Linked DNA regions of Homo sapiens: region 1 is linked to region 2. A link is an interaction called in ENCODE POLR2A ChIA-PET data of the cell type or tissue named here. Cell type or tissue: Caco-2. All regions are shown on one strand. Each heading gives the region's core, and the rest is flanking DNA. Links, peaks and the distances in the headings are about the cores only. Region 1 has its middle 52 kb from the start of RPS6KA2. Region 2 has its middle 16 kb from the start of UNC93A.

Region 1 (5,333 bases), core at 334-5,333, 600 kb after region 2:
TTGGGTAAATTGCCTGTAGCTTAAACATAACAGCAGCATCTCAAAACCCTCAGAACTCTACTTACGAATGAACCAGATTTTACTATTAATACATTGGTTAGGCCAGTTTTCTTTGTATATTCTTGCTGGGCATCAGAAGACTTAAACCTAAGCTGTCTGTCATCTCTGCGGGAGAACAGTGCGGTGGTGGGTGGTGTCGAGACTCACAGAAGGAGCCGATCAAGGGATCTCGGCAGGAGCTGCTGGTGGACAAGGCATTCCCAGCAGAGGACAGGAAAAGTTGGTGGCATTAACATTCTAGGCACCTGCTGCAGGTGTCAGGCCCCAGCCCTGGGCCACAAGGGTCAAACAAGGGTCAAGACAGGACTTTTCATCTCTGGGAGACAGGCCACCAAGAGCAAGATCTTGGGCGGGGGCGGGGGGGGGGGCGGGCAGGGGGAGATCCAGGGAGAGGCCTGGTCCTGTGAGCTGGAATCACAAAAGGAAGGAACTGGGACACGGGAATCACCAGGAACAGTTTTCCCTTCGGGGCACAGAATCCTGGTGCAACTTGCAGGGAGAGAGCTCAGCCTTCCTGGGGCCACCGATCAGCACTGGTCACACTGGTCAGCCGTGGCTGCAGGTGTCAGAGAGGAATTAGGGGTAGGAGATGCCGTGTGGAGGGTGCAGATAAGAAACTTGGACCTTATGTCAAGACGGAATCTAGAAGAAGGGCGTGGTTTCCAGTGGAGCAATGAGTTGGTTTATAATTTTGCATCCTAGGCCATTGGCTATGCCTCGTATTTTTCTTGGGAAATAAGCATCATTTGTATCAGGAAATGGTACAAGTCCATTGTGCAACCCACTTCTTTTTGTCGTGGGGTATGGCATCTATTTCTTAAGCTCAGAAAATTTCTAAGATACAGTGTTGTAACCTGCAGTTTTGGTACATCCTTCCTTGCATTTTCTAAACGCAGTGGGGTGGACACGTTGTGGCTAGATCTGTGCTCTGGCGCTGCCTCTCTGCCCTTTCCACCTTCTCCAATTTTCCCTGCTTTCTGTGCTTCACTAGGGAACAAAGCCTGATTCAGAGCAGAAGGGGTGAGAAGATATGGGAGAGACAAGCGGCTGCTGTTAAAAAAGAGCAGTCCTCACTCGATACGCCAAACAGGTCCCTCACAGGCCTTTCCAGAGTCAAAAATGGGAGGAGAGGGGCAGCAAGGCTGAAACTTTTCCGATTCTGCATCTGACTGAAGTTTGAACTGTGCCTCTGGCCTCAGCAAGTCTCCTTTTGTGTCCAGAATTGGTGGGTTCTCGGTCTCCCTGACTTCAAGAATGAAGCCACAGACCCTAGTGATGAGTGTTACAGTTCTTAAAGATGGTATGTCTGGAGCTTGTTCCTTCAGATGTTCAGATATGTCCAGAATTTTTTCCTTCTGGTGGGTTCATGGTCTCGCTGACTTTAGGAATGAAGCTGCAAACCTTCACAGTGAGTGTTACAGTTCATAAGGTTGGCACGTCCAGAGTTGTTCGTCCCTCCTGGCGGGCTCGTGCTGTCACTGGCTTCAGGAGTGAAGCTGCAAACCTTCGTGGAGATGTTACAGTTCACAAAAGCGGCACAGACCCAAAAAGTGGGCACCAGCAAGATTTACTACAAAGAGCAAAAAAACAAACCTTCCACAACGTGGAAGGGGACCAGAGCAGGTAGGTCTCCTGGCTGGGGCGGCCTGCTTTTATTCCCTTATCTGGCCCCACCCACATCCTGCTGATTGGTCCATTTTACAGAGAGCTGATTGGTCCATTTTACAGAGCTGATTGGTCCGTTTTACAGAGAGCTGATTGGTCAGTTTTGACAGAGTGCTGATTGGTGTGTTTACGAACCTTTAGCTAGACACAGAGTGCTGATTGGTGTGTTTACAATCCTTTAGTTAGACACAAAAGTTCTCCAAGTCCCCACCAGATTAGCTAGACACAGAGTGCTGATTGGTGCGTTTACATACCTTTAGCTAAACAAGTGCTGATTGGCACGTTTACAAACCGTTAGCTAGACACAGAGTGCTGATTGGTGCGTTTACAAACCTTTAGCTAGACACAGAGTGCTGACTGGTGGGTTTACAATCCTTTAGCTAGACAGAAAAATTCTCCAAGTCCCCACCCATCCCAGAAGCCCAGCTGGCTTCACCTCTCACTGGCACTGCCGAGGGACTTTGCGGCACCTAGTCCAGGTACTCCTGCAGCCCAGAGGGAGCTCGTCCCCCATCAAGCCCAGCAGGCGCTGGCCAACCGCGCTGAGTGCGGGGCTTGCCGAGCCGCGCTCACCTGGAACCCGCGCCAGCCAGTGAGCACCACTCGCAACCCCAGCTCCCGCCCGCGCCGCTCCCTCCACACCTCCCCACCAGCAGAGAGAGCCGGCTCCGGCCTCGGCCAGCCCCAGAGATGGGCCCCCACAGCACAGCAGCGGGCTGAAGGGCTCCTCGAGCGCGGCCAGATCGAGGAGCGCCGCCAGGTTGAGGAGGTGCCGAGAGCGAGCCAGGGCTGCTAGCACGTTGTTACCTCTCACTTTCACGTTCAAGCTCTTTTTGGCTATGTCCTACACATTATCCTTCATCTCATGTTTTCTAGATTTGCACTGGCAAAAATAAGTGACAATATTTATTTATTATTATTATTATTATTGAGATGGAGTCTCACTCTGTTGCCCAGGCTGGAGTGCAGTGGTGTGATCTCAGCTCACTGAAACCTCCACCTCCCAGGTTCAAGTGATTCTTCTGCCTCAGCCTCCTGAATAGCTGTGATTACAGGCACCCGCCACCATGCCTGGCTAATTTTTGTATTTTTTTTTTTTTTAAAGAGAGTTGGGGTTTTGCCATCTTGGCCAGGCTGGTCTCGAACTCCTGACCTCAGGTGATCCACCCGCCTCAGTCTCCCAAAGTGCTGGGATTATAGGCATGAGCCACCACGCCCGGTGACAATATTTATTATTTTTTTGTTGTGACTTAAAAAGCAACATCTCCTACTGAATAGCCTTTCTGTTCACAGTTTCTTTCTCCAAACTTACTATTTAGTTCTGTTAGTGCTGGTAATTGGTCAACCAGGTTTTGTAACGTGAACTAAATCCTATAGAATTAATATTACTTGTAAACAAATACGGTTTTATCTACTAATGACCATGATCAAAAAAAGTCATACTCAAATTTATCTGGGGAACAGATATCTAAATACACACTATTTCTAGAGTTTTTAAATCCTTTTGCCAAATTTTAGAAATTCATCTGTGGTCAAAAAATACCTGCTTTGCGGTTGAGAGCCCAGCCCCATGAAGCACAGGGGGCTCAAGGCGCAGCAGAAATGCGGGGGATCGAGACTTCAGAGGCCACGTTTTGAGCCCCCTTTCTTTGTCGCTTGCCAGCCATGGTTGGACAAAGGTCACCACCTGGCCTTTCTCACCCCACCTTGCTGCTTCTCCAGGCGTGAGTCACAGTCATCTGTAACTCTGAGGGTGACGCAGAACAGCAAACATTGAGAACTGTAAGTAGACGTAAACGATCTTATCTGTTGGGAAAGACATGCAGAGTGGAAGCCTTATTTAAGAGAACCAAAGTTCCTTCTGTGAAATAAAAGAGAGAAGGATTGAAGGCAGGAAACTGAGTTTTTGTTTATTTTGCATGGAAGTAAAATACAACTTTATTTAGCGAAAAGAAGGTTTTGAGCTAAGCTGTTGTAGAAGGCAACCTTCTGCGGTCAGTGGGCTTGCAGGGCGGCTTGTGGAATCCAGCTTTCCCATGATTTGGTTCCCCGTGGAGGGTGGAGGCCCAGTCAGGGGGATGAGAGATGTTCTGAGCCAGGATAAGCGTGGAAGAGCCTCGTGAGGAGCAGAGAGGATTTAGACCCACCTGGAGTAAGAATGGGTGCTGGGAAGTGGCCGGAAATAAGGTGGGAAGGTAAGGAGGCTCTGGCTGGCAGGAGAAATTGGTGCTGGTTGCACAACTTGACGGCTGGCATATGTTCTTGAGCCGGGCTGTTGGTATGAACACAGCACAGGTGTGGATCCATACCGGAAACCAGCTTTATATTTTCCCAGGATCACAGCTACATCCCACACCAGCTTTAAAAATGACTTATTTTATGCTGTTCTGGGAGTGATTTTAATATCAGAAGCATTTTAAAAGTGACAGTCACACTCATTTGCTTGAGAGGTTAAACCCCTGCTTTAAAAAAGATGAGTTTTATCATAAAAAATGCAAGCACATGTGGAAGCAAAGAATGTAATAAATCCCCACAGATCTGTCTCAGATAATTTCCAAAATTACCAGACCAGGCCAGTCTTGTTTTATTTATGTGTCCACTCCCTCTCCTTCTCCACCTACCCACACAGCTCCAGGTTATTTTGTGGCAAGTCCTAGGCATCATATAATTTACTTTTAATTTTAGAATAATCCAAAAATATCTTCCTTCCCCTTTTCAAGGATAAAGATGGAATAGCATTAATACCTACTCAGGTTGGTAAATACATGCCTGTAATCCCAGCACTTTGGGAAGCCCAGGCAGGCAGATCACTTGAGGCCAGGAATTTGAGACCAGCCTGGCCTTGTCTCTACTAAAAATACAAAAATTAGCTGGGAGTGGTGGTGCATGCCTGTAGTCCCAGCTACTCGGAAGGCTGAGGCAAGAGGGTTGCTTGAGCCTGGAGGAGGAGGTTGCAGTGAGCCGACATCATGCCACTACACTTCAGCCTGGGTGACAAAGTGAGACCCTGTCTCAAAAAAAAAAAAAAAAACTGATATGAACACGTTTCTTATTTTTAACTACACAGTAGAAGGTATTTGTATTGTATAGTATCTTCTACTATTTTATATCTCTATTTCTCAGAATCAGGCGGTTCTGCCTCTTAGGTATAAAACCTAACCTTGGCTTGATGCCCATGTCCTTCCGTTCCGTCTTTCTGGAAGGTGTCAACCTCTGACCTTCCATCCTAGTACTACCTCAAGCTTTCTGTTGTGAAGACACCTGGTAGCCCTTGAAGGTTATAAATTTTCAAAATACGCAAAACAACTATATATAAATTCACCTAAATTTGGTAGAATTGAGCATACTGGAAACAGAAGATTTCTCCAAGTTAACTAAAACTCCGTTGAAGAGAAGCCCAGGCTTTCTCAAGAGAACATCACGACACACTACTCCTATGTGCTGGACCATTAAAGAAATCCTTTCTCAGTTCCAGTTTCTCCAATAACTAATCAGTCAAAACAAGAAGGACAAGAGAAAAAATTCAATTCATAATCATGAGCCTCTTTGAAGTGTAGTAAATTGTGTTTGGTATTGTAGGATACATACAAACATGTAGATTGAAGGAA
Region 2 (5,375 bases), core at 301-5,300:
CAACCCTGGGCTTGCTTCCCGCCCTCACTCAGGTATATGTCAGTGAAAACAAGTGACTGAGGTTCATGTAATGTAATGTAATGTGTCCCTTTTTCCTTTGTGGTAGCCCTGTCTGTGCCTGACAGGACCCCTCGGGAAGTCTGGGCTCTGAGGAAGACATTCTGTAGCTCTAATTTTAAACCTATTTGGCATTTCAAATCCGGTTTTCAAGTCCCTGGGGTGGGTAGAGGATGCTTCAAGAAGAAAGCGCTCTGACCCAGAGCAGCAACAAGGGTGAGGGGTCCAGGACAGCACAGGACAGGAGCCCGCCTGGTGGCTCTGCCAGGGCCTGGGAGGACAGGAAAGTCAGCTGCCAGCTGGGACCAAGAGACAGACAGAAGGAGACAGAGAGGGACAGAGACAGAGGGAGAAGAACAGAGACATAGAGATAGGGAGACAGAGACACAGAGACAGAGAGAGACAGAAAGATACAAAGAGGCAGAGAGACAGAGATAGCCAGAGAGACAGAAAGAGTTATAGAGACAGAGACAGATAGCCAGAGACACAGAGACAGAGAGAGACAGAAAGAGAAAGAGACAGAGAGATAGAGAGACAGAGGGAGACAGAGAGAGAGAAAGTCAGAGAGAGAGAGACAGAGATAGCCAGAGAACGGTGGAGACAGTGGCCCAGCAGCTGCCCGTCCACTCTCTGCCTGACCTGCAATCTGCCTCTTCTGCCCTTGGATTTGCCCTGACCAGAGCTTTTGCAGGAGGGGCCGTTCTTTTGTGGAGGGGGAGCCCAGAACTGGACAATCAGGAGACCCAGGACAGAAGCCCTGCAGCAAAAGCCAGGACACCTGAATTGGTCAGGCCAGCAGTGACTCAGGGCCTGGAGAGCCCCATGGTCAGAGGCCAGCTGGAAGGCTCCACCGGCTAAGGGTAGGTCGCCAAGGCAGGTCACAGGCCAGAAGGCAGAGGGGCCAGCACAAAGCCCAGCTTTGTAGGCACACAGCAGAAGCCAGGCAGGAGCACTGGGGGCACAGGCGCAGTTCTCAGGGTGAAGATGGCTCCTTGGCCAGACTCCATGTCACTGGTGACCAGTCAACAAGGTGCAAGCTGCTACCTTCACAGAGGGTGATCCTACTGGAGACAAATGCACCTGACTGGCCGTAACGTGCCCCCGGCCCACTGGCTCCCCTGATGAGCCCACATCAGGGGAGTCTGTGGTGGCCTGTGCATGGCCTTGGGCTTGCCAAGTCCCAGGAGGGTGGGCGTTGTCTGTGTGGCTCCCTGCTGCCTGCAGCGCATCTCACCTGGGCACAGAACAGCAAAGACAGCCAGCGTGGGCTGCAGGTACACCCCGGGGACTGGGCACAGGATGGCAGCTGCTCATGTTTATTGGTACCAAAGGTCAAAGCAGAAACCAGGTGTGATGACAGGGATGGCCACGACTCCCGGGGTTTCCTAAATTCTAAAGAATGCTACCCATAAATACATTTTTTTTGCTTAGACTTGAGAAAGGGAGGACAAACAACAGCAGTAGTGTCCTGTGAAAATTTCCCAAACATGGAAGAGTCCTGGAATAAACCATGCCTTGGATCCCACAGCTGAAGGAGGAGCACAGCACAGCTGGGATCCCGGGACTCTGAAGTCTCCTGGATGTGGCAGGAGTAGGCTCAGCCACTGTGCACAGTGTGTGTCCTCGAGCAGGTCACCTAAACTGCCGGGGTCTCACATCTCTTGCCCCTAAAGTGGGAAGAATAATACTATTGTACAAGGTTTAGAAATTCATAAAACTATTGGTAGGAATGTAAACTGCTACAGCTACTATAAAAAATAGTATGGAGATTCCTCAAAAAAACCACAAATAGAATCACGATATGAGCCAGCTAACCCACTCCTGGGTGTTCATCCAGAGGGAAGGAAGTCAGTATATCAAAGAGACATCTGCCCCACATTCATCCCAATACTGTCACAATAGCCAAGATATGGAACCAACAGAGGTGTCCACCACCAGATGAATGGATGAAGAATGCAGTATATATACACAACGGAATACTATTCAGCCATAAAAAGGAATAAAACCCTGTCATTGTGGCCACATGAATGGAACTGGGGACAAGATATTAAGTGATGTAAGTCAGGAACAGAAAGTTCAACACCACACGTTCTCACTCATATGTGTGAGCTAAAAAAAAAAAAAGAAAAGAAAAGAAAAAAATGATCTCATAGAGTTAAAAAGTAGAATGGAGGATACTAGAGGCTGGAAATGGTAGGGAGAGGGGAGGGGTAGGGAGAGATGTGTGATGGACACAAAATCACAGCTAGGCGGGAGGAAGGAGCCCAGTGTTCTGTGCCACTGCAGGATAACCAGAGTTAACAGCAATACACAGCATCCATTCTCATTGCACTTTCACCAATCTGAGAGAGATTAGCTCAGGTCCAATCAAAAGACTCACTTCTTGGATACTCGAGCATACAACCCGTGAGGAGCACAAGGTTGCATCTGAGCTGGACACAGATGAAAGCAGGGTGTGGACCCAGCATCCTGTCTGTGCTTGGTGTGGTGGGGAAGTCTGACTGGGCAGAACCTGCTGGTCCAGCCAGCCTGCTGGGACATGTGCCTCATGCAGAGCCAGGCCTGCCTGATGCTGCACAGGTGTGAGGATGCTGCCAATGAACACACGCACTGTGTCTGTGCAGGCACATCAGGAAGTTACCACTCTCATGACCAAGAGTTCCTGGAAGATCCCCCCGCTGACTGCCCTTGGGGGTGGGTGAGCTGACCACCAGGTATCATGAAAGCCCAAATGTGGAGAGTGCCAGCTCCTGGAAACTGATTTGCATTCTCAGGACAACCTGGGGAATCATTAGGGAAACGGAAGGGTGTGAAGAGGACTGACCTGTATTCCAACAGATAGAAAGCCACGTTGCCAAACGCCACTGAGGAAGCCACCTGCCTCACTGTTGGGACTGGTGCTGTGTGGGCCAGCGGCCATCCTGCCAGAGGAGGACGTGGCAGAATGACAGGCTGAACTGGTCCAACAGGAACCCAAAGACCCTGCAGAGTTTCGCAGGCAACCAGGCAGCTCAGTGTGAAGTGAGAAGAGTGACACACCAGCCCAAGTCTCCTGCATGCAACTGCCCAGACACCTGAAAACACAGATGCCACGGTCAGCTCCTATGGAAGGAGGCCCCCTCAACACTTCCACGTGGTGTTGCTGCCATTGGAAAAGCAGAACTCAGTCCATCTTAGAACCACACTCTGGGACTCAGTGCCACGTCTGGTAACACCAGTTGATGTATGAAGGACTTATTTTTTCTCCCTGTCTGAGACGTATTTGTCTGGAAGAAGGTCAAGGAATGAGCCTAATCAAAGTAGCTTTGCAGGAGCAATTTGCACTGTGAGCTTGGACCTTGCAGAAGTCGACTGCATAGGGAATGGGGGCTGACTCTGTATTATTACTTCATTACTCGCTAGTCTCTGTGCAGGGCATGGAAGCTCTGCATGGTAGTTTTGTTGTTGTCATTGGTATTGTTTTTAAGGATGAGGAAACAAAGCTCAACAAGACTAAAGAAGGTGCCCATGTCACGTAGCAGGTGAGTGATGGAGTCTGGATTTGAACCCTCATCTAGACAGCCGCCAGTCAGCTAAGAGTGTCATAGAGAAAACATCAACTGCAGGCACTAACAGGAATCAGCCTTCTGGATCCAGGCCTTGAGTTAATGTATGAATGAAACACAAAAGGACTCCAGTGTGAGAAGCAGAAATTTGGGCAGGAAGAGGAGGATAAACAGGAAGAAGAAGAACAGGATGACGCTTCCTGAAGAAATAACCATCCCAGCTGTATCACTACACACATCTAGAACCCTTTAGGCAGGAGGAGGGAGGACGGACCGAACGTGGAATACGTAGGATTTTTCCATTAGCCTGAATGTACCACCAGATGGAAGGAGGGTCAAGAACATAAGTCTGTGCCTTGAGGACTAAACTCTGACCTTTTTCTTCTCCTGCCCAAATTCCTACCTAAGGGGCCTGGGGAGGTCACCCTACAAACCACAAAGCCTCATTGGAGGGGTCTTACTAACCCTGTGTAACTCGGCTCTTTCCAACCTTACTCTGGCGTAACTTCACATGACAGATAAGGAAGAAAATCCAAATATTTTAACCCTAAATATGTTTCTTGGCCATATCTTGAAATGTCCCTGCAAAGCTGTCTCTTGTGGGGAAAGTCTATATTCTGTAGAAAATCCTGTTCCCTTTCCAGGCCTTTTTCCTCATCCAGGAAATACTCCACTAAGTTTCTGGCACATTTTAAGTCTGATAAACATTTACCATCGATTCTCTCTAAGCCTGCTACCTGGAGGCTGCATCAGCATAGTAAGGACCTTGGTCTCCACAACCCCTTATCCTAACCCAGATATTTCCTTTCTATTGGTTCCAGGTCTTTAGATGAACTCTTTCAACCAACTGCCAATCAGAAAATCTGTGAATCTGCCTGTGATCTGGAAGCCCCTGCTTCCTGGTGTGCCACCTTTCCCGTCTGAACTGATGTACAGCTTAAATGTATTGATTGATGCCTTATGCCCTATAGCATGTATAAAACCTAGCTGTGCCCTGATCACCTGGGCCACACGTTCTCCGGGTCTCCTGAGGACTGTGTCACGGGCCATGGTCACTCACGTTTGGCTCAGAATAAATCTCTCCAATATTTTACAGAGTTTGGCTCTTTTTATAGACAACTTTTTAAAATGTCAAGTCAGGATAGGATCTCACCACATATGGCACCCAAAGGTGTGCTGGCTGCCCACTGACTATTCCAGTTGACAGAGCCAGGTACAGGGTCAGAGTCACAGCAGCTCCCATGGGCCAATGAGGAGGCATGGCTGGGGAGGAGGCTCTGTCTCTCCACACCCGATGGAGGCAGCTCTGTTCCTGAGCTCAGGGTGGGCTTCACCTGGAGTTAGGAGTTGGGGGCCTGAGTCCTGCTTCCTTATTGCTCTGGTGCCCAAAAAGATGAGCAGTCATGGTGAGATGGGGCCTGACCCAGCGTGCACAAGCCCGGGAAGGAAAGGAGTAAAAGGACCTGCTTCCCTGGGACCAGAGCAAAGAGCAGAAAGAGAGTAAGTGATTGATGTCACCTGGGTTAGAAGGCGGCAGTAAGAGGAGCACGTTCACGTTAGCGGCTTGCCTGGGCAGTCACAAAGGGGCCCACAGGCAGGCGAGCCTGTAAACCAAAAATACAATTCTATGGCCCCCCAACCATCTGAATGAACCTCCTCCTCTGCCAGGGCACTCTTAAATTTTAACCTGAGAGTCTGGTTCAGGCCACGACGGGAAGTGGGGGCCGGACAGACCTCATTATATCCTACAGCACTAACATCAACACAGACCTT

What was found. ChIA-PET counts read pairs that join two places held together with the same protein. Peaks named below come from ENCODE experiments on the same cell type or tissue, not always from the same donor. Only the 100,000 strongest peaks of a DNase experiment are listed, where the experiment ranks them.
Region 1: POLR2A ChIA-PET joins it to region 2 with 6 read pairs; 2 of 35 experiments call an interaction of 5 or more read pairs at or near these places.

What each region holds. Positions count from the first base shown.
Region 1 is chr6:166,676,786-166,682,118 of GRCh38, reverse strand. It overlaps a transcript of RPS6KA2 not described here. Among named protein-coding and RNA genes, the nearest start is that of RPS6KA2, 52 kb to the right of the region's middle. In Caco-2, for the core only: no CTCF peak of the experiment used is centred there; a DNase peak (open chromatin) is centred at 3,438.
Region 2 is chr6:167,272,871-167,278,245 of GRCh38, reverse strand. It overlaps a transcript of UNC93A not described here. Among named protein-coding and RNA genes, the nearest start is that of UNC93A, 16 kb to the left of the region's middle. In Caco-2, for the core only: no CTCF peak of the experiment used is centred there; a DNase peak (open chromatin) is centred at 5,275; H3K4me3 peaks cover 579 bases.